2 separate regions of the Mus musculus genome follow, and region 1 is linked to region 2. The links are chromatin loops, found by intact Hi-C in ENCODE. Cell type or tissue: heart. All regions are shown on one strand.

Evidence for each region. Hi-C counts contacts between places; a loop is a spot of excess contacts. Peaks named below come from ENCODE experiments on the same cell type or tissue, not always from the same donor. Only the 100,000 strongest peaks of a DNase experiment are listed, where the experiment ranks them.
Region 1: it touches region 2 in a loop (2.9-fold over the local background); 7 of 42 quality-filtered maps call a loop at or near these places.

What each region holds. Positions count from the first base shown.
Region 1 is chr1:37,871,469-37,873,968 of GRCm38, reverse strand. Lipt1 (lipoyltransferase 1) reads right to left here and starts at 1,750. Exons shown (of 2, transcript NM_001037918.4): 1 at 1,644-1,750. In heart, a CTCF peak has its summit at 1,559; DNase peaks (open chromatin) are centred at 1,748 and 2,068; H3K4me3 peaks cover 1,740 bases; H3K27ac peaks cover 1,357 bases.
Region 2 is chr1:37,418,594-37,421,093 of GRCm38, reverse strand. It overlaps Coa5 (cytochrome C oxidase assembly factor 5), which reads left to right. Exons shown (of 3, transcript NM_198006.4): 3 at 467-2,500. The coding sequence ends at 508. Among named protein-coding and RNA genes, the nearest start is that of Coa5, 10 kb to the left of the region's middle. In heart, a CTCF peak has its summit at 1,465; a DNase peak (open chromatin) is centred at 1,533.

The DNA.
Region 1 (2,500 bases), 450 kb before region 2:
GTCACACTTATTAACATATATAGAGGTTCAGGTAAAATAGTTGCTTTTACATTTTAATGCTTGCTTTGCAACTAACTGAATAGCTTTAGACCGGTAGTTTAATCTCTATCTGATCCAGTTGCCTTTAACTGAATTCAAGAGCACATGAGATGAACCTAAATAATTGTGATTTCAAGGTCTTCTCTTCCAATCCATTTTTTTTTTTGACAGTTTAACATGTCTTCTTTCAAGTGTACAAGGATTCCTAAAAGATATGTCAAACTGGAGTTTACCTTGATACATTAACTATGGTCCACAATTAACCAGCCAATGGCTGACAGAGTCTGCAGTAACTATAAGGCATGCTTTGTCCTTGACAGTTGGGATTCATCAGTGAACTACATAAAGGTGACAAGAGTCACAGGGAAGGGAGACACATTGCCAGAATAAAGACTGTAAATCTGTGTGAGTCATGTTTAAATAGGACTACTAAAATAGTTACACGTGAGTCATTTTAAGGAGTTAAACTAAATGATTATTATGTATCGTATCACAAATTATTTTAGTTATCAGAACACAATCTCCCCACCCTCAGACACGATGAGTGTGTAGCCCTGGATCTCCTGAAACTACCTCTGTAGACCAGGCTGACCTTGAGCTCACAGAGATCTATTTGCCTCTGCCTCTGGGTTGAAGGCCTGACATACCTTCTGAGACAGACTGTAGCTGACAGACAAAATGAAACAATCTAACTTTTGAAAACCTGGTAGAATTCTGTTTCTACAGTGTTACTTTGCATAGCGACCCACACCCATATTTTACTTTTTTAAATGAAAAACTTTTTATACAATGCATTTTGATCACGTTCCTTCCTCTCCCCGTTTTTTTCAGATCCCACCACCTCCCTATCCACCCAACTTTATGTTCTTTCTTTAAAAAACCAAAACCTATGAAAACTAAAGTCAAAATAAGTAAAAGATCAACGAGACAAGACCAAAAAAGAAAAAAAAAAAAAAGCCCGTGGAGTTTGTTTTGTGTTGGCCACCTACTCCTCTGTAGGCGCCTGGGCTAGGATGTGGTTGATATACCCAACTACACTCTATTTTAACAGCTTTAGCTGAGCAAGGGATGGAACTCACTCAGTCTAGGTTTGAACTGTACCGCCGAGCAATCCACCCCCAGCTCTCTGCTTTCATCTTCATTACTGGTGTTATAATTATTTCCTCAGGAGGCTCTTACTTCCATGCTCTGGGAGACACTTCTGCAACTGCCAACACATGCTTCTCCCTGACAGAGTGTAAAGCAAGACCTAACTACAGGCCTACCTTCCTCACAAGGCCTTACCAAAACTATTTGCTATCCTCCTAATAACGCGATCCAAACCTGGAAGTGATTACGAACTTTTAAGCAAGCTTTACTCTTCGGGAGCAGGCACGCGACTAGCACTGAATGTCTTGTTTAGTTTACCCTACGCCGTATTAGAAATCAACTGTTCCCAATAATGAAATTACGTCCGGAGCACCAGGTGTAATCTGCAGAGCTTTCAGAACCAATAGGAGGGGCCCATGGGACGCACGCGTGCTCTCCGCAGCACCCACTCCTGCTCAGCGTGTGCCTCCACAACCCGCAAAGAATTCACTGGAACTGCTTCCGGCTTCACTCACCTGCCACTTCCGGTCGCGCCCGCAGCAGCTTTTTCTGCAAATTAAAACTCAATCAACCCACGTGGAACCCAGAACACTCAGCCCTCTAGACGCAGTTGCTGGGGAGTCCTCCCCAGCCCCGCCCAAGAGACCCGCCCTCAAGAGGCCACGCCCCCGTAAAGCTCGCCCCCTGGATAAGCCACACCCCCAGGAGGTCGTGGCTAAGCCTGAAATAGAAGCAAATATTTTTAAGGTTATTTCCTTCAGGCCAATGCATTTAGAACTAGATTCATTGAAAGGACAAAGTCCACTTACCAAAATATGTAAAGACGAGCTGGGTGATTCCTATGCTGGTTTCTTTCAGCAAGAGTTGGCTAAACTGTGTGGTCCAAAATGGTCTGTTCACACTCAGGAGGTGCTGTCTAGCTGCTGGGGCGGTTCGATTCAAGGCACTTGGAAGCGCTTCAACCGCATTCCTATGGCCCCAGGAACAACAAAGCCAGACTAGAGTTAAGGAATGAGATCACGGACCCACTTCTTGATGAGCAGAGCCCAAAGAATTTGTGGTCATTCCTCGCTCTTCCACAGAAACCAGTCTCTCCTCCTTCAGTTAGAATGGAAGCCTCTCCAGCCTTGCCTCCTGGTACTGCTAACGCAGTAAATGAGCAGAGTTAATTCAGGGTATATAAATTAGCTGCACCACAGACAGGACTCCTGTCTGTTACTGCAACTTTGATGAGATCAGTCTTCAGCTGGATGGTATTATGAGGGTGGGAAGGGATACTTTTCCATTCGTCATTGTAGGAATTTTGCTAGTTATCAAAATAGCCCCACATTGTGTTGCCCTTAGTAGGGCTCCTAAATTAGTAGTCTGCTTC
Region 2 (2,500 bases):
AGGGAAGACCCTGTACACCATCCTAATGCGACTCTCACGTTTGAAGATTTTGTTTTGAAAATAGATCTCTTAGTCAGACCCAGTGGTACAGAGTGATGCCAGCTATCTAAAGAGACTGAGGCAGGAACACAATAGATTTAAGGCCTTCTTGGGCTATAGAGTAAATTCAAGGCCAGCCTGGACAGCTTCGTGAGACCTTATCAAAAAAGTATATGAAAAGGACAGAATGTAGCTCAGCGGTTGAGTGCCTGCCTAACATATGTATGGCCTTGGATTCAATGTATAGTATAGTATAGAAAAATAGATAATTTATGTATTTTTACAAAGGCTTACAGGTGCTTTACCTGGCTGTAGCATTAGCCACATGCTCAGCCGAGTTTCTTCTTTCATAAAGTTACTGACGACCCTTACCAGAGCTGTGCTTATTATTCCAGATGTGGTTAAATGCATGCATGCTTCTTTTCAGCTGGATGCCAGATCAAGATTCAGAGGGAGAAAAGGATATTGATAACATGCTGAACGCAAGATGAAAGTCACCCAGGATTTTCCATGGTCCTTAACAGAAAGGAACCAAACGGGAAGCACAGCAGCTGCCGCATCTCTTCCACCTCTGGGCCAGGTGTTCCTCCCAAGGACACCAGAGAAAATGGATCAGTGCTGTTTCTGAATGAGTCTGCTGGCTGAAGTCATTTATAGAAGATCCATGGGACTAAACAACTATGGGCTAAGAATGTGTCTGGGGAATTACCTAATGAAGAGATTATGTTCAAGGATGACTCTTCGATCAGATTACACAGTGTGTGAATTCAGGAGGCCATGATGAGATTGGCATAGATAGTGGCTCCTCCAACTCTTTTTTCTGTTTCTTGGTTTCAATTTTAGGCCAACCCCCTCCTCATAAAGGGGTGAAATCAGCCATAGACCACATCCTCAAGATATGGGTGGGCTCCAAAAAGGAGAGCATAGGCTGGCCCACAAGTCACACCCTGCTGAAGGACGCTGCTCCTTCCTGGGTCATATGCTTGGTGATCTTGGCTAGATCCTGGTCGCATGTACTGTGCTGACACCATGCACAATCACATAAGATAAGTTATGGGCCTCATCCCTAAACACTGGAATGCAGCAAATGGACACAACAGATGTTCACTCTAGATAACAAATGTCAATGACATGAAGTGGCTGGAAAAGTTTAGAATCCTTAACATATTATTTTGACCACTTAACACAGTAGAAAGCCATCAGGGCACTAAATCTTCAGTGTGATTCTTGCCATTGAACAGAGTGGCAATTCTATATTGTTCTGTAGTTCACTGGGGCTAAAGCAGTCAAGGACTGGAAGTTCACTTGCTATTTTAAAAGTTTTTGAAGCTATGAGGATTCCCTAGGGTGTCACTGAGGTCTGCTCTATGTACTGCCCCCACTGGGAGTAGGAGGTACTGCACCCTTGTGCTCTGTGTACTGCCCCCACTGGGAGTAGGAGGTACTGCACCCTTGTGCTCTGTGTACTGCCCCCACTGGGAGTGGGAGTATTGCACCCTTCAGTCCTGCCACCTATGTCCCAAGCTTGGTGTCTGTGTGCAGTGTGGAGGAGTGCACATTCTGCATGCTAGGAAGCTCGACCATTGAGCCACACCTTCCACTAGTGCTTCAGTTTCAACAGAGAGTGAAATGTGTTTGTATGAAATGCCTCCATTTGAGTAGATAGAGCTTTATTTGGAAAAAGTCACATGTCTCATAATTGGACTTTGACTTAGACAACCCCATGGAGTTTAGAGTGTTCGTGGAGCATGCTGCAGTCACCACTATCTACTTCCAGAACAGTCTCATCCTTTCCAGAAATGTAACCACTGGTCAGCACTCTGCCCTCTCCCTCTGGTCCAGGTCTATTAGATGAGTGGAACTATGTAGTCCTGTCTTTTCTGAGTCCTGTTACCAAATTCGACAGGTTTATTGGCATGTAGCATCAGTCTGCAGTGTAGTTCTGCTGAGTAGCATCCACAGTAGACAGACACTGTGTATTTCTCCATCGAGCAGATGAGCTCTGAGCTGTTTCTACTTTGGGGCTTTTGACTAATGCTATGAACGTTTCATTTAATACATGCCTTAGAGTTGAACTCCAAGGTCGTATCATGACGGCCTCAATTATATTTTCTACAGTGATTTTACCACATTTCATGCTGTCATGGGATCTAGGCTCCAGCACCCCTGACTTTCACAACTGCTCATATTGCTGACAGCCATTCTGCTTGTGATAAAGAGGCATCTATTGGGATCTTGGTTGCATTTCTCTAGTGTCTAATAACCTGAGCAGTTTTTCGTGTGTTCATTGGCTCTCTATGCTGCCTTTGCAGAGTGTTTTCTAGTCTGCAGTCTGGCTTCCAGTTGGGTTATCTGTTTATTTTCCTATAAGATTTTTTATTTACTGTTGGCTCAAGTCTCTTAAAGATTAATTGGCATTTTTTTCTCAACGTGTTTGTCCTTTTCAATCTCTTGCTACTCT